Regions from separate parts of the Homo sapiens genome. Here region 2 is linked to region 1. Evidence: read pairs that join two places in POLR2A ChIA-PET (ENCODE). Cell type or tissue: MCF 10A. All regions are shown on one strand. Each heading gives the region's core, and the rest is flanking DNA. Links, peaks and the distances in the headings are about the cores only.

Region 1 (16,466 bases), core at 6,521-10,520:
CACTGTTGAGTTTTTATTTCTTTTTATAATATGTGGTTTGCAGGTATCTTCTCCTACTCTGTAGCTTGTTTTTTCATCCTCTTAACAAGCTTTGCAGAGCAAAAATTTTTAATTTCATTTAAGTCCAGTTTATTAATTTCCTTTTATAGTTCAAGCTTTTGACTCTTTTTGCCTAGCCCTGTATCTTAAATGTTATCTCCTAGTTTCTTTCCTAAAAGTAGTATAGTTTTATATTTTACATGTAAGTCCCTTAACCATTTTGTATGTGTCAGATAATTCTAACAATCTGACGTTGCAGTGTGGACATCTATTGATTGTCTTTTTCATTCAATTTGAGGTTTTCTTAGTTCTTGATAGGATGTGTTATTTTCTCTTATGACCAAGACATTTCTATATTATAAAGCTCTGGATCTTACATAAACCTTCTGTTTTAGCTGGCTTTGTGTGATACCACTCATCAGGGGAACAGTGCCTACATGTTATGGTGAGACAGTGATAGAAATCCAGGTTCGCCACTTGGTTTCCTTTGACAGCTGAGGCAAGAGGGCTTCTTGTTACTGCTGGGTGAGGTGGAAGTTCTGGCTCTGCATGTGGTCTCTACTGCCAGTGTGGTGGGAGTGGCTTTGTTACTGCTGGGCCATGGTGACCGTCCTGACTCTCTACTAGGCCTCTTTGACACCACCCCAGTGGGGAGGGAAAAAATGTGACTTGTTACTGCCAGTTGTGGGTGGAAGCCCAGGCTCCTCCCATTGTTTTCACCAACACTGACTCGTGGGTATGAAAGTACCTGCTCCCTGTTTGACCTTCTCTGGCTCCACTCTAGGAGAGATGTTGGGACACCTCACTACATCCTCATGAGGGTGGAAGTCTAGGCTCCTCACTCAGCCTTTGCAGTGAACAGGTGACTGAGGACAAAGTTTTCTGTGGTGTTCAGCTAGAATAGAGCAACTGCGGCTAAAAGCATTGCCCTGCAGGGCTGCCCTTTCCTAGTCCTTTGGCTGGAGAAATAAGGTTTTTTGGGACTTTTTCTTTTGTCTACCAACTATTGGTCTTTCACAGTTGCTGGCCTCTTCAGCCCCATCTTTGAAATATACGAGGCAAAAAAGAAAATCCAAAGAAATCTACACCGTGCCCTTGCTCAGGTCCCAAGGAGGTTCTTGGCCAGTCTGCCCTCTCTCCCCTCCTGTCAGAGTCTTTTTCTGTTTGTTTTATATTTGATGTTCAGGTTTTTAGTTGTACTTAGCAGGAGGAATAGGGGAGAAGTATGGCTACACTTTCAACGTGGAAGAGGAAGGATGTCTCCTTCACTGTGGTTTTGATGGTGACATTTTAATTGCTTCCTGGCAATATAACTTACATAGTTTGAAAGTTATAATGGCAAGCAAACAAAGTCATAGCAAATGCTGGGCATAGTTAAAGATTGCCTGAGATCAGAAGCTAAAACACTTTTTAAACTGCTTTCTATCGACGTGCAGAGCGTACAAGGTTGTTGTGCACCAAATCTCTATGGGATACATGTGGTCTTCAGGCCATACAGTGTAATAAGTAATGCCAATTACGAGACTTCAGGAAGTCAGTGAATCAGGTCTGTGGGTGGAGGTGGGGTAGGGCAGGCAGAGTGATTGTCCTGTGTACTAAATTATAAGAAAATCACATGAAGAGAATCCTTCCTGCATAGCTCTGTGGTACCCCTTGCTGTGTGAGAAACCAGACTGTCCAGGTGTGTGGGGTGAAATTTTCCATGAAACACACACATAAATTATTTGACATCTTTGCTTTTATGCTTTAAGACTTTTTTTTTTAAGAGTACTCAGACAGACCTAGCTTGATTCCTTCTCTGTCATTGCACTGACTCTGTGATGTTGGTCAAGTTACTAATGTCTCTAAGCCTCTGTTTCTTTAAAACAGAGAAAATAGGCCAGGCGCGGTGTCTTATGCCTGTAATCCCAGCATTTTGGGAGGCCAAGGCGGGCGTATTGCTTGAGGCAGAGGTTTGAGACCAGCCTGGCCAACATCTTGAAACCCCCACTAAAAATACAAAAAAATTAGCCAGGCCTGTTGGTGGGTACCTGTAACCCCAGCTACTCAGGAGACTGAGGCCCAAAAATGGCTTGAACCCAGGAGATGGAGGTTGCAGTGAGCCGAGATCATACCACTGCACTCCAGCCTAGGTGACAGAGTGAGACCCTGTCTCATAAATAAATAAATAAATAAATAAATAAATCAGAGAAAATAGTTGTACTTATCTCAAAGTTAGTGTGAGGATTTCATCAAATCTGTAAAGGTGTTTAAACAGTATCTGGTCTGATACTCAATAAATGCTGACCGTTAGTCATTGTGGTAGCAGCAGAAGTCACAGTCATATCATGATTGTTGCAGACGTGCTTCAGGTATTGTTGTTGTTATAATAATTCTATGGCGAGAAATATGCCCTGGTCTTGTCTTTCACAAAATCCATTCTCTGGAGACTGAAGATCTGTTGAATTTCTTTATCATTTTCTCACAGAGAACAGGCTTTCTGAATAGGGAGTCTTCACATGGCAGTACTACATTGAGCACCTTTTCAGTCTGTGCAGACACATATGGAAAAGTGCCCATGACAAGTAGACACACTGTGAGTAAACGCAGATCCCACAATGTGCCATTGTGAATTCTTCCAGTGCTCTGTAAGCACCATGATTGTTACCCAGCCTCCCAGCCACACCAGCATGAGCACTGGCGTCTGCTGTATCATAGTTCCAGATAACAGAGGCCTTATTTTTAAAATTTAAAAGGATTGTACTTTTTGTTTTTCCACCGACTGTTTTTTGAACTTTAAAATGCTTTCCCTAGCTAGAAAAAAAAAACAAAAAAGCACCATTGTGATCAGTTCCTTTCAAAAGTCTAATTATAGGTAGAAGCAGATTTTATAAAGCAGTATGAATGACCACTTGCCTTGCATTCTCGACTAATGGAGCTCCAGAGTTCCTTACAATTTATAAATGCTTACTCGTTCGTAACTCTGTTAAATAACATTTACGGAGCATGTGATTCTTCTGGGCATAGGCCAGGTCTAAGACAGCTACTCTGATGTGTTTATCTAAAATTTTCATGTGATGTCGGTTTGTGGTGGGGTATGGAAATGGGCCTGGGTTAATTCTGTAAGAAATATGTGGAAAAAAATAATGTATGTGTATAATAGGTTTCGTGAAGACAGTTGTAGCCATCCAATACCCTTGCTATACACAGTCATTTGTAGAAATTCCCATTATACTCAATCTATACATAAAATGGCCACTGAAGACTACAGAGTTTTCAAGGTGATTTATACAAAAGAAAGTTTCACACTGCAGCTAAGTACATCTTGGCCACTGATGGCTTTTTATTTCTTTTTAATAAATTATGAGTCTAGGATTTTCATACAGATACATTCTTAAAATATCTTAAAAACAAAGAAAATTACATTATGGATAAAATATACATTAGTAATTGGAAGTCACCGCTAAAAGACTTACTCATGTAACCAAATACCACCTGTTTCCCCAAAAACCTATGGAAATAAAAAATTTAAAAAATTAATTAAAATTTAAGTTTAAGAAATAGAGCAAAAAAATTACATTATGGATAAAATATACATTAGTAATTGGACATCTAGGCCTCCTAACAGAGTTGAATGTGGTTGGAGTTCCTAAACAGCATAAGTGAATAAATGACATTGTAGAGTAGATGTTGGGATTGACAATAATCATCATAAATGCCCAAGGGATTATATGTCATGATTATAAGTTATTGCAATGGGCATAAGTCAGATATGACAAAATCATAAATCTGGATTCAAACAGGTTGTTCCCCTATGTATATTGACTGTAAAGGCTTAAGATGAAAGTCTATTCCTTATTGCATAATATTTCTTGTTACTACTAAATTTGCAAATAATATGTCATTTTTCCCACTTCAGCATATTTCACTATTCACAGGATTGTGTGTTGAAGTAAATGTCTTAGGAAAATTAATCTAGTAGCTGTAATGGAGACAATGTGAATATGATATGGAAAAACTAAGAGATGGAAAAGAGATGAATGGATTTCTACTAACTAGATTTGCATTTTTAAGTCAAGGCATAGTTAAGAGAAAGGTAAAAAAGTATGAACCTTAGTTATCAACTGATGAATTCAAGTATACTTACTGATATTGTAATTATAACCAAAAACCTCAGGTGTATTTTCTCTATACAATCAAATAGTCTGAGCAGAAGGAAGATGAGTCACTGAGTACAGACTTCTAGAACCAGGGATACCTGGGTTCACATCCCAGTCTCACAATTCTCAAGCTGTGGAACCTGGGGTAAATTTCTGAACCTTAAGAGATAATTATCTTTTCTTTAAAGTGAAATTGATTGTGTCTACCCAACAAGGCCCAAACAAGGAATGAACTCAATAGCATAGTCAAAGTATGGTAATTTACACATAGTGCCATTCCATAAATCATAGTGTTGTCATATGTCTTTTTTATTTTATTGAGGTATAATTGACATAAAATAAATGACACCTGTTTGAAATGTACAATTTTAGTTTTGACATATGTGTATTCCTATGAAACATCACCACAATCAGGATAGCAAATACATTCATCACTTTCAAAAGCTTCCTTGTGCCCCTCTCGGTTCCCTCTCTTTTGCCCCTCCATGCTACCTCATCCCCAAGCAACTACTGACCTGCTTTTTGTAGTAACTTATCTATTACTGTACATAAGTTTACATTTTTTAGAATTTGATATGAATGGAATCATGTAGTACATAGCTATTATTATTAATCATATACTACATAGTTTTTTGGGGGGCATAGGGGCAGGGGATTCTGTCTTGACACAATATATTTGAGTTTCATCCTTATTCTTTTGTATATCAATAGTTTATTCCTTCTTATTGCTGAATAGTATTCCATTGTATGGATATACTGCAGTTTGTTTATTCATTCACCTCTTGGTAGACATTTGAGTTGTTCCTGGGTTTGGCTATTGTGTTCCATTTACCTGTTTTTCTGTTTTGACACCAGTAACATACTATCTTGATTGTCATGTTTTATAATAAATCTTAAAGTCAGTAAGTGTAAGTCTTCCAACTTTACTTTTCTTTTTCAAAGTTGTTTTGACTATTTTAGATCCTTTTCACTCCTTATGGATTTTAAAGTTAGATCAGCCTTTCAATTTCTAATCCCCAAAGCTATGCTAGGATAATTACTGGGATTGCATTGAATCTATATATCGATTTGGGGATAATTGACATCTTTTTTTTTTTTTTTTTTTTTTTTTTGAGGTAGGGTTTCGCTAATGTCACCCATGCTGGAATGCAGTGGTGCAATCTTGGCTCACTGCAACCTCCACCTCCTGGGTTCAAGCAATTCTCCTGCCTCAGCCTCCCAAGTAGCTGGGATTACAGGCTTGTGCCACTACACCCGGCTAATTTTGTATTTTTAGTAGAGCTCAGGTTTCACCATGTTGGCCAGGTTGGTCTCAAACTCCTGACCTCAGGTGACTCACCCGCCTCAGCCTCCCAAAGTACTGGGATTATAGGCATGAGCCACCACGCCCAGCCAAAATTGACATCTTAACAATATTGCATTTCCCAATCCATGAACATGTAATATCTTCATTTTTTTTAAGTATTTAACTCCACCCCTCAGTGTTTTGCAGCCTTCAGTGTGCAGATTTTATACATCTTTTGTCAAATAGATCAGTAATTATTTCATATTTTAATGATATTATTTTAAATTTCAATTTCTGATTGTTCATTTTTAGTGTGTAGAAGTAAAATTTATTTTTGTACATTGATCTTATATTTTGGAATGTAAATAAACTCAATTAGTTCCAGTAGCTCTTTATCAATTTCATAGCTTTTTCTATATACACAGCTACGCTTTCTGTGAAGAAAGACAGCTTTTTAAAAATTCCTTTCAAACCTGTATTCCTGATTGCCTTTTCTTGCCTTATTGCACTGACTAAAACCTTCAGTACAATGTTGAATAGAGGTGGTGAATAAGCTTTGGGAGGTTTGAAAAGTCTTTATTTTGTCTTTGCTTTTGGAAGATATTTTTATATTTTATATTTTGGAAGATATTTTTCTTGGTTAATAGTTTTTGGGGTTTTTTTTCCTTTTAGTTCTCTGAAGCTGTTGCTCCGTTGTCTTTCAGCTTGTGTTCTTTCCAAGAGAAATCTTTTCTCATCTTTGTCTTTGTTCTTCTCTATGTAATGTGCCCCTTTTTTTTCTGAATAGTGTTTTAAGATTTTCTCTACCACTGGCTATAAGCAATTTGATTATGATGTGCCTTGGTGTAATTTTCTTCTTGTTTCTTGTGCTTGGGGTTTGTGGAGATTTTTTGATATACAGGTTTATAATTTTCAAAGAGTTTGAAAAAGTTTTTTTCTCATTTCTTCAATTATTTTTTCTGTCTCTTCCTTCTCTCTGAGACTTTCAGTTACATAGATATTCTGCTACTTGAAGTTGTCCTCCAGTTCACTGATGCTTTTTTCTGTTTTTCTTTTTATTTCAGTTTTTTCTGTCTATGCTTTATTTTGGAGAATTTCTACTGCCCTACCTTTCAAGTTCAATAATCTTTTCTTCTGCAGTGTCTAATCTGCCACTCGACCCATTCAATTAATATTCATCTCACAAATTGTAGCCTTCATCTCTAGAAGTTTAATTTGGGCTCTTTTTATGTCTTCCATGTCTCTAAATTAACATATTCAGTCTTTCCTCTAGCTTCCTGAAAAATTAGAATACAGTAATATAACTATGTTAATGTTCTTGTGTGGTAATTCTATTATCTATGTCATTTCTGGATCTGTTTCTATTGATATATTACTTTTTCTCCTCATTTGCGTCATTTTTTCCTTCTTCTTGACCTGCCTGGTGATTTTTCATTGCATGCCAGTTATTGTGAATTTTACATTGTTGACAGGTGGATTTTTTTAATTTCTAAAAAATATCTGAGCTTTGCTATAGAGTGAGGTTAAATTTATTGGAAACTATTTGATCATTTTAGGTCTTGCTTTTGAAATTTGTGAGGTAGGACCAGAACAGCATTACTCTAGGAGTAGTTTTTCTCCAGTACTAAGGAAACACTGTTTTTGGTACTCTAACTAATGCCTTATTAATTGTGAGGTTTTTCCAGTCTGGCTGGTATTAAAAAAAAAAAAAGGCTCTATTATTCCCAGTCCTGTGTGAGCACAAGGCACTGTTCTCTCAATCCTTCTAGATCATTCTTTTCCTAGTGTTGGGTTGGGTTACTACCTTACACACATATACAAAAATATTAATAATATTGCCTTTAAACTTTTTATTTCTTTTGTTAAATATCAAGGATTCCCATGTTCATTAACAAAGTATATGTTGAGCTTGAAGGATGTTTCTTCTGGCCCACACTGGTTAGTTTCTTGAATATTTACCCTAAAAAATGTATATAGATAATTATTTGTCATACCTGTGTGTTGCAAATGATTATCTGCAAACAGAGATCTAGCCTGAGTACCTGGTTGCCTTGACATGGTCTTTAAGTATTATAGCATCCTTGGGTCTCCCATGGCAGTGGGCGAGGATACATTGAATTTTCCTCACCCAGCTGCTTCTGTTGAAAAATTCCCTTCTCAGGGCTTTTAGTCTCTACTTATAAAGTCTGTAGTCTCTTTCCATGTAAAATCTAAGAAACCAGTTCCCAATTAAATTGCACTTCTGTAAATATACAGTTAGTTACCAGTGATTGCCTCTCCTATTGTATTTGTTTTGTTTTAAATGTTATTACTCTGTTTAAAAGTAGATAAATTCTTTGCTGAGCACAAAAGGTTGCATTGAAAATGCAAGCATTTTAAATTAGAAGTTCATTCAAAAATGCAAGTGATAGCAATTTTATGTAGGTCTTCAAATCCATAGATGCTATGTTTACTTTTTTATTGTTAATTTTTAAGAATTAGAATTTATGGTTACAAATCACATAGAGCCCAAGCACAAAAAGAATGGCCAATTAAAAAAATTGTTTTCAATCTTCCAAGACATCTGAATAAAACTATTTTTTAAAAGGAGATTGAAATGAACATTATGCAACATATGGCATTCATTATACCCTGTGAGTCAGCAGATCAACTCTCTGATGAGTTGGAGGAGGTCATTTGAATTCAAAAATGGAGCATGAAGCTACAGGAAGGGCTTTGGAGGCAGAAAGACTGGGGATAATGCCAGCTCTGCTACTTTCTAGCTGAGTGACTTGGGGCAAGTCATTTAGCACATCAGAAACTACATTTTACCTTCTTCAAAAAGGTATTATACCCCCTACCTCATAGTGTTGATATGAAGCTTAAATGTTAGAATTATTACAGACATGTTAAATGCTCAGTAAATGATCATAAACCCTCGGTGCCTTACCTTCTTTAAATGTGTGAAGTTAGTTCCCAAGTGAAAAGCTTCCACTCAAGTTAAAAAAAAAAATCCTCCCTAAAATTATAAATTTGTGAATACCAAGTAAATAAATGGTAATCATCATAGGGAGTTTTGGCTGTGACATTTTGGATAATTTATATTAAGAAGACTTCACAGGGCAAGTTTGGATCATCGTGATTTCATTTTAACCTATTCTCTTTGAGGACAGTTCAGTGTAAGTTACTGATGTTCTTTTACGTCCTTACTAAAAATAAAATGTATGCTTTTTTTTTTTTTAACTTAGGGGGAGTTTGTTGCTTGTCTCCTGTCCCTATTACGACAAATGACAGATAGACATTATCAACAGCTTCTTGATAGTTTTAATACAAAGGAAGAACTAAGGGTAAGTGACATTTTAAAATGTTTTCTTTAACATATCTTTTGGGTTTATCTTGTTTTTATTCATCACTGTTGAGATAAATCCTAGACAATTGCTTTACCTGTTTCCATTAAGTTCTAAGCTGTTTTTCTCAGCCTCATCCACAGATCTGCTCATCTATATTGGCTTTTAAAGATTTCTATTACTCAAGCAAAGCTATTAACTCTCATTTCAGAGAAGGATATAGGATGTGAAGTACCTGTCATCAAAGTTCAATAAACTAGAAGCAGAATAACAGAACTGAAGAGATAAAAACAAATAGATTAACTACGTGAACCTAGAAACATTGCCTTAATAGAAGATAAAAGAGAATATGTAAATATGTTCACTCATTTCATCTCACTAAAACCATAATGAGAAGTTCTGGCTACAACTTTTTGACTAGGGATACAGAGTTGTATTTGATATTCTCTATCAGCTATAGTCTAATCAATATGCTGTGCTACTCTGACAAGCTGACATTAAATAGGAAATAAGGATGCCAGGTTTATAAAAATCCAGTATTTGCTGAGATTCACAGAACTGTAATGCATCCTTCATGGTTTCACTAAATGCTTGATTATTCTTAGTTGGAGGAATGATATGATCTGTCATCTTCCTTATTTACTTTTATTTCTCTTCCATCTCTTCAGTTTTCTGGACAAATTTCATATGGAAACCATCATATTAGAATTGTTGCTTTTAAGCTGGGTGGTGGAGAATTATAGGACCAAAAGTACAGTTCTGCTATGACATTTGCTTGATTGGAAGCCTTCCCAGTGCCTTAGGGGAAGAAATTGTTGATTTTTTAATATAGATAGTACATAGGGGTCACTTATCTTTGACTTTAACTGGAAAATATTGTATGATCTCAGAAAAATCTTCCTGTTGTTACCTTAGAGAACTTGAAAAGCTGAGTCATATAAAACAAAGAATCATTTTTGGCAGATTTAATCCCTCAGCAGTCAGTCATTTGGCATATGGCATCATGTTTTTCATTCTTACATTGAATCTTTTTTCTTTTTTTTTTTGAGGCAGGGTTTTACTGTTACTCAGGCTGGAGTGCAGTAGTACAATCATGGCTCACTGCATCCTGAAACTCCTAGGCTCAGACAATCCTCCTGCCTCTGCTTCCCAAGTAGCTGTGACTACAGGCACATGCTACCACACTTAGCTAATTTTTAAAATTTTTTTGTAGAGGCAGGGTCTCACTATGTTGCCCAGGCTGGTCTCAAACTCCTGGCCTAAAGAAATCCTCCCATCTCAGCCTCCTAAAGTACTCAGATTACAGGCATGAGCCACCATGCCTGGCCTTACATTCAATCTTGAATTTAGAATTAAAAATGGATAAAAGGCCTTAGGACTTACCCACTCTGAGTACAAAAACCCATAATGTCAAAAGGAAGAGAACTGTGCATTTATTAACTTTCGTTAGAAGCTGTATTCTTAACACAGTTAAAGAATCATTAGGTTTTACTTAAGAAGTCTATGACTTCATATTTGAAAATTTCCCATAGGAAAAGCGTACATATTTTTATGGAGCCTGGGAATTAAAAAATAGCAGAGAAGCATAAACTGAAAGACATGACTAATTATCCAGGTGTTGAGTTTTATGCTTTGGTATTCATGTTAGCAGTAATAAAACAAATGGAAATAATGAATAAAATGTTTTATGTGGACTTTTCTCATTTCAGTCAGCCAATACACCTCTTCCAAGGACAATTATATTACCCTCTTTAAAATTACTGAGGCTGGCGGGGCGCCGTGGCTCAGGCCTGTAATCCCAGCACTTTGGGAGGCCGAGGTGGGTGGATCACCTGAGATCAAGGCCAGCTTGGCCAACATAGCAAAATCCCATCTCTACTAAAAATACAAAAATTAGCTGGGCATGGTGGCTCGTGCCTGTAGTCCCAGCTATTTGGGAGGCTGAGGTGGGAGAATCGCTTGAACCCAGGAGGCAGAGGTGGCAGTGAGCTGAGATCACACCACTGCACTCCAGCCTGGGCAACAGAGTGAGACTCCGTCTGAAAAAAAAAATAGCAAGGCCTTCTGACTAGGAGAATTATTTAATAATATTAATTACTTCATCTGCCATTCAGGAAGTGGATATTGAGCAACTCAAGCATGGCAAGCACTGTGCACCACGCACTAGGGATGTAACCAGGCACAAGATACCCTGTTCCTGTAGGGGAGTAATCAGGCAAATAATGGGCATGAGCACCCTGAGTGGTGAATGTTCAGGGTAAGCACGCGATGCTATGGAGCGTGTGGGAGGTGCTGCCAACCCAGACTCAAGGCAACAGGAAAACTTCCCAGGGGAGGTCTCAGCTGAGAACTGAGGTTAGTAGGAGTGTGCTAGATATATATTTGGCTGGAACATTCAGACCTCTCTATTAAAATATCACCTGAATGCCCCGACTGACACAGCACACTCTCTACCCCACCTTTATAATACTTATTGGAATCTGGAATATTTTTGTTTATTTGTTTATGTGTATTTCCCAGTTTATGTATATATCCCACTGGGCCATAAGCTCCTTGATATCTGAAGCTTTGTCTGGCTCACTGCTGTATCCTTAGATTCCAGACCATTCCTAGCACATAGCAGGCATTCAAGAAATAGTTGTTGATCATTTGATAGAATATAGAGTTTAAGGCTGTATGAATGAGTGTAGACTTTGTTTTGAGGACATTTTGAAGCTTGTGATTGTTTTAAGAAGGGAGAGATAAGATCTCATTTGAGGGAAGAAAGACCTGTCTGGTTGCACTATTGAAAATGCATTTGGCCAGACACGGTACCTCATGCCTGTAATTTGGGAGCACTTTGGGAGGCCAAGGCAGGAGGATCACTTGAGCCCAGGAGTTAGAGACCAGCCTGGGCAATATGGCAAGACCCTGTCGCTATAAAAAGTTTGTAAAAACTAGCTGGGTATGGTGGCACACATCTATAGTCCCAGCTACTCAAGAGGGTCAGATGGGAGTATCGCTTCAGCCAGGGAGGTGGAGGCTGCAGTGAGCTGTGATTGCACCACTCCTCTCCAACCTGGGCAACAGAGGGAGACCCTGTCTCTAAAAAAAAAAAAGAAAAAGGAAAGAAAAGAAAGAAAGGGGATTCACTGAAGTCAAGATGAGAGGCAGAACCCTGTAAAAGATTTTAGGTAGTAACCTAAGCTAGAAATGACTGTGGCTTGAAGTAGAGGCGATTGTGGAGATAGAGTCTAGGGACATTTAGGAAGTTGAATTGGCAGGACTTGATGACTGATAATATTAAAAAGGTGAAGGAGTGGGAGGAGTTGTAAGTGACTCCTAGGCCTTTTGACAATTGGCTGGGTGTTGGTGTGGTGCCATTCACTGCATGAGGATCCCAGGAGGAGTTAGGTATTCAGGTTTGGGAGCAAAGGTAAATTCGGTTTCAGCCTGAGTTTGGTCACCTGAGGGACATTCAGATGGAGATGTTTAGTAAATTGTGCCTGAAGTTCAGGAGAGAGAGAGATGGGTTATGGGATGTAGATCTGGAAACTGTCAGCCAGTGAATAATAACTGACATCATGGGAGTAAATGTGAACATCCAAGGAGAGTGTAGAGTATGAAGGTCAAAGGACCTACATAGAATCCTAAGCCTAAGGAGGGAGGCGTGATAAACAGTGCCTGCTACTGCAAGGAGGTCGAGTACCATCATGAAAGGTTCCCTAAATATTGTTGGTGAACCTGATGGGCAATTTCACTGATGAGGGTGAAAGCCAACTTGTCATGGATTGAAGAATAGAAAAAAAAAAAGGAAAATATACAGTGGATTGTATGCAGTGTTTCAAGAAGAAGAGGGATAAGTTTGGATGTGTAGACTTTGTTTTGATGAATACTTATGATGGAGGAGACTTAAGCATGTTTAAATATATTCATGATTACAGCTGGTGGAGAGGGAGAAGCTGGAAATCTAAGAAAGAGGTACTAACTTCCAGGGTGAGGTCTCTGAGAAGGCAGCAGGAAGGGACAGAATTATCCTTGACTGGGACTAAGATTCTTACACTTTCCCAGTCTAAGAATGAAAGAGAAATAACTGGAGTGAATGCAGGCTAGAGGACATTTATTTAATTTAGTAAAGGCTAATTAGTCATCTTGTTTTTTTTGTTTTGTTTTGTTTTGTTTTGAGAATGAGTCTCGCTCTGTCGCCCAGGCTGGAGTGCAGTGGCTCAATCTTGACTCACTGCAACCTCCGTCACCCAGGTTGACGCAATTCCTCTTCCTCAGCTTCTTGAGTAGCTGGGACTACAGGCACGCGCCACCACGCCCGGCGGATTTTTTGTATTTTAGTAGAGATGAGGTTTCACCATGTTGGCCAGGATGGTCTCGATCTCCTGACCTTGTGATCCGTCCACCTCAGCCTCCCTAGTCATCTTGTTTTAATCTGCATTTTAAAAGTTCATATATCACCTTATAAAAGATATTAATAAATGTTTCCTGTGCTCAATTTTGTTTAAAACCAAATATTTCTAGTTATGTTCCTGAACCTATATTGTAATATTTTCAAAGATAATAACACTTGTCCCTAGACCCTTATACAAAGTCCTTAGTACCAATTTTACTTCAGAAATCAGAATTTTTATGATTTCATAATGATAATGTACATATATAGCACCTCCAATAAAATCTAGAGTGATACAAAATATTCACTCCATATGGGATAAATAAAGACTATAAATCATTCTGGTCAGGTTTTGCTGCCAAGTGGATTATAAGGGCAAAAACTTTTAGAGTAATTTTGGGTTTTGATATCGTAGTAAAGGAAGTGAAGACCTCTAAACAGCAAGCATTTTATATGCAATTTAGTATGTATCAGGCACTGTTCTAAGCAGTTGCTTAATATTAACTAATTTTAATCCTTAAAAGGATCCCATGAAGTAGGCCCCCATTATTTTCTTACAGATATCAATTGTTGACTCAACAAACATTTATTGAGCATCTTGCTTAGACATTAGAGATATCAAGACTAATAAAAGCCTGTTGTTAAGGTCATCTAAATCATTCTTGTAAATAAATATAATATGTATAAACTGCAGTGATATTGGCTAACAGTTACGGAACACCTCCTCAACCCCATCCCACAGCCATGAGCCAGTTGTGGTGCTTAACCCACATTTCATCCTCTCCCTGCCTCCCCCGCCATGAGATTGACTGATGCTATTATTGTTCTCAAGTAATTGGGAGAACTAGGAATTCTATTAACATCCTGAGCTCATTGCTCAGGCAGCTAAACTCAGCTTTTCCCTAAACTTTAATAAACTTTCTTAAACCAAAATCTTTCCTATCAAATTATATAAAATTGTAATTGTCAGCTCTCTGAAGTTAATAAAGCAGTTCTAGTCATAGAATGGAGATATCTGAGAAAGGCCAGATTAATAGAAGGAGAGTTACTTGGGGTTTTGTATGTACATTTAGGTTAGAAAGTAAATAGGTAAAGTACAATTAATAGGGTGATATTTAATGGGAAATTATAAGTGATATTGAAATTAGACACCAAAAATTCCACATAACCCTACTGTTTTAAAAAGTGATAAAGTGTATTTACTCTCCTCCTAACCCCCAACGTATCCTAATCCCCAGAGGTAGCTGCTGTTAACATCTAAAGGTGTAACCTTGTAGATGATTTTGTATACTATATATATACATATATATATATATATATACACACACACACACACATTTTTAGTGTTAATATAATTATTTATATTGATGTATACTTTTTTACATGATAATATCTCATAGATATTATATAGCCCACTACCTTATTCTTCTGAATCTCATTATATGGATGCTACATAATTTAATCATTTCTGATTTTTGCCATTAGAATGGGTCTTGCAGTAAACATCTTGATACACCTCTTTCTGTGGACTTGTACCCATATTGCTGTAGAATAAATTCCTAGACGTGTAATTGTTGGGTCATAGGATGTACACATTTTACATTTTAATTGATACTTGATCAATTATATATTGAGATTTTCAAATGAATATTCATGTTGTTTTTTATTCCTAATGTTGCTTTTTCCTTTCTTTTTAACAGTTCAAAGAAAGGTAAAGTTTGTCTTAGCATTTCCCAGTGGTTCTATAAATCAAAATGAATTTTAAAAGTATGTGGCTCTCAAGTATCTACTAAGACTAAAGGTCTTTCAACTCCATTCATGCCTGAAGAGCCTGGATGCCTCCAGGGTTACTGCTGAAGTAGCTTCTGGCTTCCTGAGCAGTGTGCCACTTCTTCCCCTGTGTCCTTAGGTTCTTACTTGTGTGTGAGAGGCATGAGTCACAGTATCAGAACACAAGTATGTGGGAGCAAAGACCTGAGGGCTGGTACTCTGTATTGTTTTTTTCCTTCTCTAGAACATAATATTATTTTAAAATGAACAAAAGTAAACACTAGGTAGTGATCAAGATTTTTTTCCTCCTTCTGTTGTCAGTAATGTTTTATTATACACCCACCTCATACTGGAGGCTACAGTTTTGTCCATATCCTTGGCATTTCATATATATACAGCAGTGAGACTCCTGTGCTTTGTTGATTATAACTTTTCATAGAACTGTGGGGATCTTGCTATAAGCACAAGATTATACATGAGCTGGAAGTTAAGTACAGCACGATTATAACTGCATTGTCTCCTATATACTGTCCCACTAGCTTTCAAAAATTATATCTGATCAAGCCCCAATCCAGCTTTAAAACTCTGAGTACTTCCCATTCCTTGCAGGACGAAGTCCAATCTCCTTATCATGTTGTTTCTATCCTCAATTTACCTTCCAACCACATTATCCTCCACCCCCTTCTAAACACCTTTCAGTCACTCCAGCCACTTCAAACTACTGTTATATTCCTTAAAAACCAAATATATAATTTTTAATTCCTCTGAATCATTTTTTTTCTATCTGTAATGCCTATTCTACCACCACCTCACTTCCATTACCTAATGTGTACCCCTGTTAATCCCTTCTCTGATTCAGCTCACCCTACAAACCCACTCAGGTATCAGCTTCTCGATGAAGCCTTCCCAGGATACAGTCCTCCCTCTCTGATAGCGTGCAATAATGCACTCTCATTATTTGCCATTTCCTTGTGTTTTTGATGACTATGGGCCATTGAGAGTCGAGACCATGTCTTGGTGTCCTAAGCACAGAACCTGGAACATTAAATCTTTGTTGAAAGAATGCATGCTCTTAATATTCCTGCCTGTTTCAAAAGATTTTCAATATAATTATTTTGACTTATCTTTATTTGAATATATTGATTACAGAAAAATGGTTATATAGCTCTAAAAGATGGACGATCATTTGGGAGTTATTTTGCGTAAGATACTTAAAGATTCCATTTTAAGAATATAAGTTTCAATGTGATAATGATTATTAACACCCTTTAATTGAATTCAAACCTCACATCAAGGGTATTATACGTTTGAAATTTATGGCAAATTTTTTTAATGACATTTGAGTATAGTCTGAGGGTCTGTCCTATTCATTGTTCTTGAAGTAAGAAGAAAATGCCCTAGTCTGTGTAGCAGCCTCATGATGCTTTGTTTTATGGATGTCTTAACTCATGTTTCATGAACTCAGGATTCATTTCTCTGTGTCTTGCCAATTCTGTTTCACAAGCCTAATTTTTGTCTTTTGCCTTTCT
Region 2 (16,466 bases), core at 5,544-9,543, 400 kb before region 1:
ATCCTGCAACTGTACTGAATTCATTTATAAAATCTAGGCATCTTTAGCACCTATCGCAAGCAAGCAGAAATAATTTAGCTTCCTCTTTTCCAATGGTGAAAGTGGGGATACTTGTTCCATTTCTTAGGGGGAATGCTGTCAATTTTTTCCTGTTCGATGTAACACTGGCTGTGGGTTTGTCATTTACTGCATTTATTATTTTGAAGCATGTTTCTTCTATGCCTAGTTTGTTGAGAGCTTTTATCATGAAGGATGCTGAATTGTACTGTATACTCTTTCAGCACCTATTGAGATTATCTTTTTTTAAATTTTAAATTTTTATGGGTAAACAGTATATGTGTTTATTTATGGGGTACATAAGATATTTTGACACAGGCATATGGTGCATAAGAACCACATTAGAGGAAATGGGATATCCATTCACCTCAAGTATTTATCATTTCCATTACAAATATTCCAATTATACTATTTATTTTTTAAATGTACAATAGGTTTCTGTTGACTGTAGTCAACCTGCTGTGCTATTAAACACTAGATCTTATTCACTCTATCTGACTATATTTTTGTACTCTTTAACTATCCTCACCTCTCCGCCACCACTACCCTTCCCAGCCTCTGGTAACCATCATTCTATTCTCTATCTTCATGAGTTTGCTTGTTTTAATTTTTAGCTTCCACAAATGAGTGAGAACATGTGGTTTGTCTTTCTGTGCTAGCTTATTTCACTTAACAAAATGTCCTCCAATTCCATCCATGTTGTTGCAAATGACAGGATCTCATTCTTTTTATGGCTGAATAGTACTCCATTGTGTATATGTATCACACTTTCTCTAGCTATTCATCTGTTGATGGACACTTACTTAGGTTGCTTCCAAATCTTGGCTATTGTCAACAGTGCTGCAACAAACATGGAAGTGCAGATTATCTCTTTGATATACTGATTTCCTTTATTTTGGGTATACACCTAGGAGCAGGATTGCTGGATTGCACATTTTTAGTTTTTTGAGCAACCTCCAAACTGTTTTCCATAGTGGTTGCACTAATTTATGTTCCCACAGTGTACGAGAGCTCCCCTTTCTCCACATCCTTGCCAGGATTTGTTATTGCTTGTCTTTTGCATGAAAGCCATTTTAACTGAGGTGAGATAATATCTTATTGTAGTTTTGATTTGCACTTCTCTGATGATCAGTTATGTTGAGTACCTTTTCATATACCTGGTTCAGCATTTGTTTGTCTTCTTTTGAGAAATGTCTCCTTAGGTCTTTTGCTCATTTTTTAAATGAGATTATTAGATTTTTTTTTTTCCAATAGAGTTGTTTGAACTCCTTGTATATTCTGGTCGTAAATCCCTTTTCAGACGATAGTTTGCAAATACGTTCTCCGATACTGTGGGTTTTCTCCTGACTTTGTTGATTGTTTCCTTCACTGTACAGAAGGTTTTTAATTTGATATGATCCCATCTGTCCATTTTTGCTTTGGTTGCCTGAGCTTTTGGGATATACTAAAAAAATCTTTGCCCAGACCAATGCTCTAGAGAGTTTCCCCAATGTTTTCTTCTAGAAGGTTTACAGTTTGAGGTCTTAGATTTAAGTCTTTAATCCATTTTGATTTGATTTTTATATATGGTAAGAGACAAGGGTCTAGTTTCATGCTTCTGCATATGGATATCGTTTTCCCAGAATCATTTGTTGAAGAAACTGTCCTTTCTACAATGTATGTTTTTGGCATCTTTGTCAAAAATGAGTTCACTGTAAATGTATGGATTTATTTCTGGATTCTCTATTCTGTTCCATTCTATTTATGGGTTCTCTATTCTGTTTCATTCTGTTTTTATGCCAGTACCATACTGTTTTGGTTATCATAGCTCAGTAGCATTTGTTTTTGTTTTCTTAAAAATTTTTTTGTGGGTACATAGTATGTGTATATATTTTTGGGGTACATACTTTGATACAGGCATGCAATGTGTAATGGTGACATCAGGGCAAATGGGATATCCAACACCTCAAGCATTTATCTTTTCTTTGTGTTACAAACAATCCAATTATATCTTTTAGTTATTTTAAAATGTACAATTATTGTTGACTGTATCACTCAGTTGTGCTATCAAATACTACATCTTATTCAATCTTACTATATTTTTGTATCCATTAACCACCCCTTTGCTGTGTAAAAGCTTTTTTAACTTGATGTAACACTGGAGTACAGAAATCTCTTTGATATCCCGTCATTTTATTATTTGTTTTCTGATTGTTTTGTAGTCTTCCCTTCCTTCTTTCCTTTCTTCTAGTCTTCGTGTTCATAAAGGTGATTTTCCCTGGTGGTACATTTTAATTTCTGGCATTTCAATTTTTATCTGTTGTAGGCTTTTTGATTTGAGATTATCATGAGGCTTGCAAATAACGTCTTCTAACCCATTATTTTAAACTGATAAGCTAACACTGTGGTTGTATAAACACACTAACAAAGAAGCAAAGAGAAAACCAATAAAACTCTACACTGTAAACCAATAAAACTCTTCCCATTTTTAAACATTTTGCTGTTTCTATTTAGATCTTATTATACTGTCTGTCTATGTCTTAAAAGTGGTTGTAGTACTTATTTTTGATTGGTTCATCTTTTAGTCCCTCTACTCAAAATACTCAAAATATGAGTAGTTTACATACCATGATTATGGTTTTATACTATTCTGTACTTGTCTGTGTACTTACTATTACCAATGAGTTTTGCATCTTCAGATGATTTCTTATAGTTCATTAACATCCTTTTCTTTCAGACTGAATAACTCCCTTTAGCATGTCTTGTAGGACAGGTCTGGTGTTGACAAAAATCTCTTGGCTTTTGTTTGCCTAATCCAGAATTCTCTGGATTAACAGGCAGAGTCTCTTGTTCTCTTTCCTTACCTTTCCTCAAACAAACAGAATCTCTCTCTCCATGCTGAGCTGTCTGGAATTGGGGGGAAAGGGGTCACAAACACTCCTGTGGTCACCACCACTGGGACTGTGCTGAGTCAGACCTGAAGCCGGAGCAGTACTGGGTCTCACCAGAGGCCTGTGGCAACTATTGCCTGGCTACCACTGAGCCCTAGGGCTCCTTAGTCAGCAGTAATAAATCCAGCTAGACGTGTGTCCTTCCCTTCAGGGCGAGGGGGTTTTCTTCTGGCCAAGGGTGGGTCTAGAAATACTGTCCAGGAGCTAGGGCTTAGAACTGGAAACTTTAGGAATCTACTGGTGCTTTCTTTTCCTGTGGCTGAGCTGGTACCCAAGTTGCAAGAGAAAGTCTTTTTACTCTTCCCTCTCCTTTCCTCAAGAAGGAGTCTTTCTCTGTGGACACCATAGCTGGGAATGTGCTGGGTCACACCTGATGCCAGCACAGTACTGGGTCTCATCCAAGGTTCATTGGTGAGTAGTGCCTGGCTATTGCTGATGTTTATTCAAGGCTCCAGGGTTCTTTAGTCATTAGGTGATGAATCCTGCTTAGACTGGGTTGTTTCCTTCAGGCAGTGGGTACCCTTCTGGTCCAGGATGTGTCTAAAAATGTCATCCGGATGAGGTCGGGCACGTTCAGGGCGGTACGCGCCAAAATCTCAGAAACCACCACTAAATAACTTATTCATGTAACCTAACACCACCCGCTCTCTAAAAATCTATTGAAATAAAAAAAAAATTAAGTAAAAAATATCATCCAGGAGCCAGGGCCTGGAATGGGGGCTTTAGGACTCAGCATGGTGCTTTATTTTACTGTGGCTGAGCTGTATCCAAATTGCAAAACAAAGTCTTCTTCACTCTCCCATTCTTCTCTCCTCAGACCAAGGATGGAGTCTCTGCGGGAGCTGCAAACTGTGATGCATAGGGTTGGGGTGGGGTGACGCGAACACCTCCCTGGCCACCACAGGTGGTGTCTCAGTGGGTCACATGTACCTCAAGTCCACTGGCTCCAAGCCCAGCACAGCACAAGGATTTGTCCAGGAATCACACTACTTGTGGCCTAGACTGCCTTTCTGATTTCTTTAGGACCTCAAAGCACTGTAGCCTTGCTGGTGGGGCTAGCTGGAACTCAGGTTCCAAAGGCTGGAATGGATGGTTCCCCCTAGCTATAGGGCTGGTCTAAATGTTCCTTCCATGGGTGCTGGCTGAATTCTGCCCTGTGTTGCTTTCCACTGTGACAGGGCAGCACAGAGCTCCAATGCAATGCCCCACAATTACTGCGCTCTCCCTCCCCTAAGCACTCTCTGCGCTAAGCTGCCACTGCTGAGAGATGGGGAGAGACAGATTAGACAATTCAAGACTGTCTTTCCTATTCTATTCAGTGCCTTTTTCGTTGATGTGATGTTAAAACCAGGTACTGTGATTTGCTCACCTAACTTCTGGTTCTTATGAAGGTGCTTTCTTGTGTGGATAGTTGTTCAATTTGGTGTTTGTATAGGTGGGGATGATTGCTGGAGGGGTCTATTCATCCATCTTCCTCAGCCTCCTCTGCAGGTGGTGTTAATTTATTTATTTTTCATGTGCTGTTGGATTCTGTTTCATAGTATTTTGTTGAAGATTTCTGCATCTATCTTCATCAAAGATATTGGTCTATAGTTTTCTTTTTTTGTTGTGTCCTTGCCTGGTTTTGACATCAGGGTGTTACTGGCTTTGCAGAATACGTTAGGGAGGATTCCCTCCTCCTTGTCTTTTTGTAACAGTTTTGGTAAGCCAGGTACCAGTTCTTCTTTGTATATCTGGTGGAATTTAGCTGGAAACCATATGGTCCTGGGCTTTTTTTGTTGCTTTTGGGAGATTTTTATTACTGTTCTGGATTTCTATTTCTTCCTGGTTCAATCTTGGGAGGTTGTATGTTTTTAGAAATGTATCCATTTCCTCTAGGTTTTCTAGTTTGTGAGCATAGTGTTGTTTAGTCTCTGATGATCTTTTGTATTTCTGTGGTATCAGCTGTAATTTCTCCTGTTTCATTTCTGATTGTTTATTTGAATTTCTCTCTTCTTGGTTAGCCTATTGAGCAGTCTATGAATTTTCTTTATCTTTTTTTAACAGAACTTTTTGTTTCATTGATTTTTTTTGTTTGTTTCAATTTATTTTAGTTCTGTACTGACTTGTTACTTCTTTTCTTCTGCTAGCTTTGGGTTCAGTTTATTCTTGTTTTTGTGGTTCCTTTAAGTGCAACATTAGGTTATTAATTTGTGATCTATTCTTTTGATGTAGGCATTTAATGCTATAAACTTTCTTCTTAGCGCTGCTTTTGCTCTGTCCCAGAGGTTTTGGTATGTTGTGTCTTCATTTTCATTTGTTTCAAAATTTTTTTAAATTTCCATCTTAATTTTGTCATACTGATCATTCAGGAACAGGCTGTTTAATTCCCATATATTTGTGTAGTTTTGAGAATTCCTTTTGGAATTGATTTCTGGTTTTATTCCACTGTGCTCAAAGAGGATACTTGATGTGATCTTGATTTTCAAAAATTTACTGAGACTTCTTTTGTAGCCTAATATATGGTCTACCTTGAAGAATGTTCTATACTCTGATGAGAATAATGTATATTTTGTGGTTTTTGAGGTTGAAAGCTCTGTAAATGTCTCCTAGGTCCATTTGGTCTAAAGTCCAATTTAAGCCCAGTGTTTTTTTGTTGATTTTCTGTCTGGATGATCTGTCTAGTGTTGTCAGTGGTGTGTCGAAGTCCCTCACTTTACAACATAAATATTTCTAAAATTGCCTTTTGGGTTGTAATTTAAAAGATGAGATTGTGTTTACTTTCTAATATGGAAAGTAAATAGTGAATGAGGACTCGTAGAATTTTATGAGTCACCAAAATTCAAGCCATTTGCCATAGCACTCACAATCATTCTAGTTTTCCATTTTAAAACTTACTGTGAATTGTACAACATGGGTGTTTCATTAATACTAACTAATGAGGACATTTTTTCTCTCCTACACTTACATGTTCAACTATAATAAGATGAAAGGAGGGATTATTGACTCAAATTTTTAGAAGCTATATTAGGGACTTAGGGTATCTAATTGATTCAACCTCTAAATACAAGAAAAAAACTAAAGCCCATGAATGTTCAGACTCTACCTGACCAGAGTAGTACCTAGGTCTAATGTAATCAAGGGATAGTACCTGAAAAATAATCCACTAAGAATAAATTTCAAGAGACTATTTACATTACATATATGCTAAAACAAAGGGTTACTGGTGCTATTTGTATTTCTTTTGATGTGCTCTGATTTTGGAAAAATCAGCAGGTTATGTCAAAGATATCTTGAAAAAGGAGAACAAAGTTAAAGCTCTCACACTTACCTGATTTCCAAACTTACTAAAACGCTACAGTAATTAAGATAGTGTGGTACTAGCATCAGAAAAGACCAATATAGATCAATGGTAGAGAATTCAGAGTCCAGATGTAAACCCCACATATATGGTCTATTGATACAGTAGCTTTTTCAACAAATGGTGCTGAAACTGGATATCCATATGCAAAATAAAAAAGCTGGATTACTTTCTTAAACCCTACACAAAAATTAACTCAAAACTGATCACAAACCTACATGTAAGAGCAAAACTATAAAACTCTTGGGACAAAAACAGGGGTCAATATTAATGACCTTGGATTAGGCAGAGCTTTTTTGGTTAGGAAATGAAGAATACAAGTGATTAAAGGAAAAAAAAATAGACACATTTGATATAATTAAAATTAAGAACAACAACAAAAAAACCTTTTGTACTTCAAAGGACACCATCAAGAACATGGAAAGACAGCCCACAGAATGGGAGAAAATATCTGAAAATCATAGAACTGATACAGGACTTGTATCCAGAATGTATAAAGAACTCTTACAAATAATAAAAAAGATAAATAACCCAATTCAAAAATGGGTACAGGATTTAAATAGACATTTTCCCCAAAAGTTATACAAAGAGTCAATAAGAACATGAAAAGATGCTTAATATCATTAGTTACTAGAGAAATGCAATTCAATACTATAATAAGATACTACTTCATACTCACTTGGGTGGCTATAGTAAAAAAACTAATAACAAGTGTTGGTGAAGATGTGGAGAATTAGAGCCTCAGACACTGCTGGTGGAAATGTAAACTGGTACAGCTGTTTTATAACAGTTTGACAGTTCAAAATGTCAATCATAGTTACTATATGACCATAGGAATTCTACTCCTAGGTATATATCCAAGAGAAGTGAAAACATGTCCACCCAAAAACTTCCTTATTCCACCATTTACCACAAAATAAATTTCAGGCAGACTGAAGACCTCAACAAAATATAAAAATATAAAAATACATTAAAATAATGAAAAATTTAAAAATAATATTGGAGCGAAATTGTTTTTTTTCTAACTATGATGTAAAACACAGTAGTACACAAAAGATTGATCAGTTTTGCAAAAAGAATAAAATAAATTTCTGCAGGCAAAAAATAGATGGCTGTTAATAACAATGTCAAACAATAATTAACAAACAACAAACAGAATAAATTATTTCCTTACTATATAAGACTCCTTCAAATCAATGTTTACAACTTAATAGAAAATGGGCAAAGGACATGGACAAACTGGTTATAAAAATGAAAATACAAATGGCTCTTATATATAAGATGCTCAGCTTTCCTTACAACAAACATGAAAATTAGATATAAGTGGATATTAAGATGCAAATATATACTATGTAAAATAAATACAAATAAAAATATAATAATTTGAATTTTATAATATAAATAATAGTCATGTAGGATATCATTTTTCTACCACTGGACAGACATACATCAAAAACTTTGGTAATATGCTGCATTCTCAAGGATAGGCATCTCTACAAATTGCTTGCAGTGTAAATTAGTACTGTTACGAATAATGAAAATTTGGCAACTGCTATGGTCTGAATGGTCCCCTTAAAATTCATATGTAGAAACATAATCACCAATGTGCTGATAGTAGGATGTAGGACCTTTGGGAGGTATTTAGGTCATGAGGATGGAGCTTTCATGAATGTGACAGTGCTCTTTAAAAAGAGTCCCCATAGAGCTGCCTTGTCCCTTCTGCCATGTAAAGACACAGCTAGAATGAACTATGCCCTCATCAGACATCAAATTTGTTGATACCTTGATCTTGGACTTACCAACCCCCAGAACCATGAGAAATAAATTCTTGTTGTTTACAAGCCACGCAGTTTGTGGCATTTTGCTAGAGTAGCATAAATGGACAAAGACAGAAAACATTTGTCAATATTTAAAAGGCACATATAATTTAACCCAGAAATTCTACTTTTAAGAAATACAAGGATGGTTACTGCAGCATTTTTTCAAACTTCAAAAGGAAGTGCAATAATGTGAATGCCTATTAATAATGAACTGGCTAAATAAAGCATGGTAAAGTAGAAAAAAAATTTTAATCAGCAGGCAGATTTTGAAAGATATTAAATATTTCAAACTACCACTGAGGTGATTCTAAAAAAACCTTATAGTAAAATTACCTAAGTAACTGAATAGAGGAAGGCAAGAGAGCAGTTAGCATAACTGAAAAAAAAAAGTAGCCAGAAAAGCAATAAGAACTTTAATTTACACTTTCATATTAGACCTATTACCAAAAATTCCAAAAAATTTTGAAAAGAATACAACTAGAAAAGGTGTATTAATAACAAGTTGTTCTCAATTTTCAATTAGGTTCTCAATTTTCAAATGAGAATATTGGAACCTGTGATTTAATATTTAGAGGTGAAGTCTCAGAATATTCTGTGCAGAAAACTGTTCAACAAAATATAATAACCCTGTAGTCAATTTGAAAACCAAAACCAACTATTCTAACCATTTTAAGTGCCTCTGCTTTGAAAAAAGAGCACTGCCAATATTGCTGGTAAGGGAGTAATATCATTGCATAATGATGACATGCTAAGAGTAAATAGATCTAGGAGTTCCCATGACAGTGCTGCTGGTAGAAACTAGTTGTATGACCTCTGGCTTTTGCTTTCTAATTCACTTATATGCTAAAAGTAGTTGAGATGATAAAATGAGATCAAGCATGGAATGATGCTCCAAAAAATATGACTTGCTAACAGTGTAGGTAGGACTGTGGAGGAAAGCCAATGTAGCACTGGCCCTGCAAGGACAGTATCTTGCAATGGTTAACAGGCACAGAAGAATAAGACGGAACCAGAGGTGACTTAGCTTCTGCACTGGACACATAGCAGGCACATGTCTAATCTCATCCAAGTGCCAAAGAAGTAACACTGACATTTACTGGGCATCTGAATGTAAAATACAAGAGCAAAGTGCATCACAATCACAATCCCGATAGGATTGTGAAATCCCTATTTCTGAGCTGAAATCAGAAACTGATAATGAAAACGAAGCATTAACAAGATAAAACAAGAAAATTCTGGATAGAAGTTTACCTTTTGGGTGGAGGAAAGTAGTCAGCAAGAACATTTCACAGAAAAGTTGAAGGTGAAATCTAAATGAAATCTTAAGGAATGAGCAGGAGTTGGTGAGGTAGGCAGGCAGGGAAGAGATGATTTTAGGCAGAGAGAATATATGAATTAGGGTTAGATAGGTCAGAAGATAATAAATATAAACTTTTTCAAAATATGCAGAGATAATGAGAGTAGATCATTCAGAAAACCTTAGGCTTTTGGAATTACTGGCCATCACTCTGAAGAGTACAAAGTACTCCACTGACCATAGATAAAACTTCAGCATAGTGAAGTGAGGTCAATGGGATAGGACGTGCACCACCATATTTTTGACTTAGACACTGCAAAAAACATTTGATACACAACTGCGCTAACACAAAACTGATATTAAATTGCCATCCAGATATACAACTCAAGGGGATCTTGAGGAAAGTGCATCCCAGGGAGCAGACCGTTTCAATCCTTGCTATAATACCTTTCAATGCCTAGATTATCATCAACTGTAATGTGTGTTATTGTTTGGGTATAGACATATGCTTGCACTTCTAGTAACCTCAGAGAAGTGGCCTCAATTCTTAGTACTTCATTTGTAATCTAGCTTTCAAATTAGTTCAAAGTAGGTATACCATCAACTCAGAACAGGTACTGGAGAGGACATAAACCACATGAAGTGTTAATCTGCAAGTGATCTCAGCCATACTACTTTATTAGAATTCTTCAAATAGACAGATCTTGTCCATTCCACAGGGTTTCTTCGGTTGTCTAGTTGGTACCTTGCTTCTTTTCCTTGCAATTCACTTTCTGTTTGTCTTCCCCTGAAACTCTAATCCCAATTAGATTGACTCCCAACCCCTGTTTTAATTCCTTAGATCTCATTATCTACTTTTAAAATCATCTGTCCAGTCTTTCACATATGACACTTATGAGAGAAGGGCTTTGAGATAACTTTCAGTTAAGGGAATATATATATATATATATATATATATATATATATATATATATGTATTTATTTATTTTAGGGGCAGTTCCCAATACTGTTGCTGTTTTCGCCAAGGGAGGTAATTGGAGAAAACAAAAAAATTTAAATAGATACTTCTTTCCTCATGAAGTAGAAAATACTATTTTGTCTGTTTCTGAAATAACAGGCTAGATTTGTCACTCAAAATGACCTATTTCAAGTTAATATACTTGCTAGTCAGAAAGAATACATAAACTGTAAACTGATCAGTGGAAATACTCTGAATTAACAAAGTTCCGTGGTTGTGTTGATAACAGTACTTGATGTAAAATAGTGCTATGCTGGTATCCTCTCTGGTTTTAAGAAATAAAAGGGAGACATCATTCATGTTAAAGAAAATTTAAAGAATGTCAGTAAAAACACTCATAGGCAATGGAGTATCTATATAATAAAAAGTTATCCAAAAAAAAAAAGGGAGGATGGGGAGATGGAAGGAGCCAAAAAACAACCTGAAAAATTGCAACCCAGCATTTGGACCAGATGGCATTCATCAGAGACTTCAGAGATAATGGAGCTACTCATAAAACATGCAGTTTATCATGAAAAAGCACTCCAGTGGAAGACTAAGTATCTCCAAAATTTTGATAAGGGTGACCTTGGATTTATCAGTTGCACAGAACAAAGGATTTGCAGTAGATATGAATGTAAGTTTTCAATAAGAGAAAAATTATAGTGACAAACCAGCATTTCCCCTTTCTGGTTTATCACACTAAACTTCACTCCAATTAACACACTGACATTTTAAGAGTTTCTTTTTAAAAAAATTTTACACACACACATCATACACAAAGACACAATTTTTTTTTTTTTTTTTGAGACGGAGTCTCACATTGTTGCCAGGCTGGAGTGCAATGGCGCGATCTCAGCTCACTGCAACCTCCGCCTCCCGGGTTCAAGTGATTCTCCTGCCTCAGCCTCCTGAGTAGCTGGGATTATAGGTGCCTGCCACCACGCCCAGCTAATTTTTTGTGTTTTTAATAGAGACGGGGTTTCACTATGTTGACCAGGCTGGTCTTGAACTCCTGACCTCGTGATCTGCCCACCTTCGCCTCCCAAAGTGCTGGGATTACAGGTGTCAGCCACCATGCCTGGTCACAAACACACGATTTTAAAGACACAATCACTCCTCTATCCCAAATCCTAAATGAGGTGAGGTCTTGTTTAAAAATTCTTGTAAATTTTGTATAAAATCCAGAGCTTAATTAGGAATATCTGGTAAAAATAGGCATGGATCAAAACAAAAATACAGAATTGCAGGAGTATTAATATATGGCCAATTTTAATTATGGAAAAGCTATGAGCTGTAAATTCCTTAGAAATAAGAAAAGCATGACTCTGAAAAATGTACTCTCATTTAGAAAATAAAGCAAATTTAAAAGTGCAGATTTCCACACAAAGTCAAGTGTGCACTCAACAAAGAGGTTTAATTACTTGATCTGTGACTCTTAGATGATTCTTCTAGTGTGGAACTCACACTTCACAAGTGGTTATAAGTAAGGGAGAAAAATAAAATCCTCAGTTATCTCTGTTCTCTGGTCGAGAAGCTGCAAGAGATTAAAGTAGTGGGGCCAATCTGGGAGACTTGCATGAGATATACTTTCATTTTGGGCTTTTTCCTTTAACATAAAGAAAATCATAGCTGATTTTTAGCTGGGCATCCAGTTTGGACTACATAAGGAACATGTCCAATTAACAAGTCTCCTAACTATCCTGCCCTGCCCCTATATCCATTCTCACATTAGTACGGCCACAGGCTGTTTCTAGTAGAGATGAGGTTTCACCATGTTGGCCAGGCTGGTCTCAAATTCCTGACTTCAGGTGATACACCCACCTTGGCCTCCCAGAGTGCTGAGATTACAGGCGTGAGCCACTGCGCCCAGCCAGCCACAGGCTGTTTCTATACAGCAAATCTGATTCATATTACTCACCCACTTAAAGCACTCTCCTCATCATGTAGGAGAAACTCCAAGTTCTTTCGCATGGCCCACAAGGTCCTTTATAATGCAGTCCTTGCTCCCTTCTCTAGCCTTGTCTCCTACTCCATTGCTCTATTTTAGGTTTTAGTAAAAAGCAGGTGTAGGGCATCCCAAGCCCTTCCTCAAGCACCTCATTCTATCAAGAAGGCATACCCATCCTTGGCCACCTGGCAAAGACCTCTGCCTAGGAATTATCTCTTTGTGAAGCCTACCCTAACTGCCTAGACAGGTTAATAATACAGAAATCTGGGATAAATTAACTTGCTGCTTCAGTGTTGACTCTTTCACGGCACTTCTGTGTTACTTTCCTCTACTAGACATTGGCTCCTTCAAGACAGGAACTTGTCTTGTTCTTTTTGGTGGCTTTAGGGCCTAGCACATAATTAGTGCTTAATAAATGCTTGCTGAGACTCAGAGCTCGAGAATATCAAAGGTGTCATTTTTTTCTAGGGAAAACTGTCTGTGTGACAATTACTAGAGAGATTCTACTAAATGCTTTTGAAGACCACTTGGCCTCATGGAGAACAAAGACCCACATGGCCATATAAATAAGGGCTTAGCAGATTGGACAGTTTCTTATAAGTTGGTTATGAGATGCAGTATTTTGTTCCATTTTATCTACCACTGCTTCTCTTTGGAGTCTGCAGCTTTAAGAAGAGTTTCTGAAATGTCCTTGTATGGCATCTGACTCTTCTTTGCAGTGTTGTATGCAAGCTGCTACTCTAGACTACGCTACTCTGTATTCATCTACCTGCCTGTTAGTCTTTCCTGGTCCTCTGGTCTCTCTCACTTCTTCCATGAGGGCAACCATAATTACTTCTTTCAAACAAACATGTTCTCCATCCATTCCTCAGAGCTTAACCTAGTTATTGGTACTAGTTACTCTTCTCCAATTAGACTATAAGCTCAAAGAATACACAACTATGTCTTGTCCTTTTAAAACATTTCCCTAATTGACTTCTTTCCATGTCACTAACAAACACTCTATATTTGAATGATATAAATACAAAAAGCATCCCTTCATGCAGGATGTTAATACAGCACTGCTTAATTTATATAATGCTTTAAACTTTGTAAAATAATCTCCTAAACACTTCATACCTCACCAAAACTCTGTGAGGTAAGATTATTTATTTTAGTTGCGAGAAAACAGAAGTTCAGGGAGTGTGATTTATCTAAGGTCACACAATGAATATGTCAACCTGATTCTTTTGTCCACAAGTTCAATGATCTTTGTACCCCACTATGCTCTCGATCTTTGGATAAGACCAAATTTCAGGGGTTGTATGCATAAAGAACAAGTTTATAGTGATCTGTCAACTATATAAGCAAAGGAACTTAGCATATACTATGTACAATCTGACTACCTGAAACAATAAAAAGATAGTAAAAAAATAAGAGTGTTGGAAAAGCCTGGCATAAAAGACCATGCATATTTAATATGCTCCATTCAAAACGTCCGGGGTGACTTTCTAGGAGGAGTTTAATATTTATGGGAATGACAAGGTCAATGTATAAGGCCTAACGTCCATAAAGTCAAGCAAGGGACAGCATGTGCTCAACAGCTTGAAAAAAAAAAAAAAAAAAAAAAAAAAAGGCCTCTCCTCTTCCAGAAAGAACATGCATTCACCTGTGCACATACCTGTTGGCCAAATGGAATAGAAGACTGTATAGAAATATGGGTGATATATTCAATAGACGTAGTTGGTTGACTGATAACTCACAAAACATGTTTACCTAGAGCCCCAAAATGTGATTTTATTTGGAAATAGGGTCTTTGCAGATGTAACTAAAGTAAGGATCTTGAGAGCATCCTGAATTAGGGTGGGTCCTCAATCTAATTCCTTGTTAGAGACAGATAGGGGGAAGACAAAGAGATGCAGGAAAGGAGGCCATGTGAAGATGGAGGCAGAGACTGGAGTCACGCTGCCAGAAGCCAAGACCACTTGGTACCACCAGAAGCTGGAAGAGGAAAGGAAGGATTCTCCCCTAGAGCTTTCAAAGAGAGCGTAGCCCTGCTGACATCTTGATTTTGGACTTCTGGCCTTCAAAACTGTGAGCGAATAAATTTCTTTTGTTTTAAGATGTGGTTCATGGTAATTTGTTACAGGCAACCCCAAGAAACAAACACAGTATACACAGCTGAACTATTAGACTTAAAATTTCTCTCTCTACAAGCTGTTGATGAGATTTCTCCAGATAACTAAATAGGATAATATGATTAAAGCTACAAAGACGTATGTAGCTAATTCAGCTACATAATAATATAGCCATTCAGGAATGGCTTCACATTTAAAAAAGTTAAGATTTGAAGTATGAATATGACTTTACAAGAGAAATTATATATATTTATAATGAGGGTTACAATATTTACAAAATATAACTTACAAGAATATAACTGTTAAATTAAGTTTAGCCTAAAGCTGTCTCCTTAGATAGGTTTGGCCAAAAGTTTTCTCCCTACATGGTGAACTGTAACCTAATTGGATGTGTAAATAGACGGTAACCTACTCTTGTGCCAATCATGCAGTTTTGGCCAATCACAGGCCCAAAACTGTTTAAATTGCATTTAGGCAAAGGCTGATAACCAATACAGCTGTTTCTGTACCTCACTTCTGTTTTCTGTCCATAAATCTCCTTTGACCATGAGGTAGGACAGGAGTCTCTCAGAATCTGCTGTAATTCTGAGGAGTGCCCAATTCACAAATTGTTCTTTGCTAAATTAAACTGTTAAATTTGTCTAAGGTTTTTCTTTTTACATAACTTTAAAAAACAAAAACACGCAGCCTGCAAGCATATGAAAATATGTTCGAATTTCTGAAGTATGAGTGAATTTCACAGCAGGATCAACTAATTTCACGCAAGGATCAACTAATGTTGACAAAGTTATAATTAATTTTGATAACTATCCATAAATAAGATGCATTCAAAGTCTGATTCACTAACGTATTGCCACAAGAGATATCAGCAAATGTAATTTCAGCAAAAAGTAACAAGCAAAGAGGGCAATGCAGCTGTGTCATTTAAACTCTGCTTGCCTCAACTGGTCTACTTTGAAACTACATTTAATGTAAGTGAGAATCCTGAAGAAATGGAAATTTGCCAGTTGGCTCTGAATATTGCTAATAGGAGTGAATAACAATGGGTCCTATGAATCATTTTGAAGCTGTCTAAAAAAAAAGCTTTCACTAAAAAATTCCTCTATATCATACTAGTTTTGGATTTTACATCAAAGAGATGCCTAGATTTATCATTTAATTAATAAACAGTAATTCAGAAACTGACATTTCTGACAATGATACCACACACAGAGAATATAAAAAAATCCAACTAACCTACATTCTTGAAGTCAATGAAAGCTGATAGAGGAATGTGAATTAAATTTTCATAACCTTAAATAATGCATTAGAAAGCTACGGTTACCTGACTTAATAAGAAGCACAGGCTTGAGTACTCTGGAACAGTAGGTCAGAAAATGGTTACTTAGGAAACTTTTTTGTTGTTGTTCAATATTCAAATCCTAATTCAAATGTACTATCAAAGGAACACTAAACTAGAGAAACAAAGATGCTGATTTGAAGAGTAAATGTTCTCATATTGTGCTAAAGTGGTAGGTTTTGTTTATATAAATATTAATTTCAGTGATACCTGGGACATCTTCAAAACAACTCTGGCTTCTTGTATATAATGGAGAAAATGTTCCTTAAAGGATGCTACATCTCCCTGAGGCAGAAAAAATACCTGTTTCTTGTATTTATCCTGTGCTTTGGCATCCTATATTTATTTTCTTACTCCTGGGGCATAAATAGGAAACATATGAAGATGAACGACAGTGATTACTATTACAGACACAGGATGAAGGATCTTTTCTGGAGATATTTACAGATGGAACTGTTTGGGATGGTAACATTCTTAATAAATAAGGGGGAGATAACTCTGATTAGCATTTCCCAAATTAAATTCCATGGAACACTAGAAACCCATGAAATGTTAATAGATGCTATTTGAGAAAAAAGTTGTGATAGTCAACTATTTGGGAAACAGGATATAATATTT

The links. Peaks named below come from ENCODE experiments on the same cell type or tissue, not always from the same donor. Only the 100,000 strongest peaks of a DNase experiment are listed, where the experiment ranks them.
Region 2: POLR2A ChIA-PET joins it to region 1 with 5 read pairs; 2 of 35 experiments call an interaction of 5 or more read pairs at or near these places.

The regions. Positions count from the first base shown.
Region 1 is chr7:111,826,911-111,843,376 of GRCh38, reverse strand. DOCK4 (dedicator of cytokinesis 4) reads left to right here. Exons shown (of 53, transcript NM_001363540.2): 26 at 8,691-8,789. Among named protein-coding and RNA genes, the nearest start is that of DOCK4-AS1, 27 kb to the right of the region's middle. In MCF 10A, for the core only: no CTCF peak of the experiment used is centred there; a DNase peak (open chromatin) is centred at 8,146.
Region 2 is chr7:112,225,995-112,242,460 of GRCh38, reverse strand. All of the region lies in intron 1 of ZNF277 (zinc finger protein 277), which reads right to left. Among named protein-coding and RNA genes, the nearest start is that of ZNF277, 28 kb to the right of the region's middle. In MCF 10A, for the core only: no CTCF peak of the experiment used is centred there; no DNase peak of the experiment used is centred there.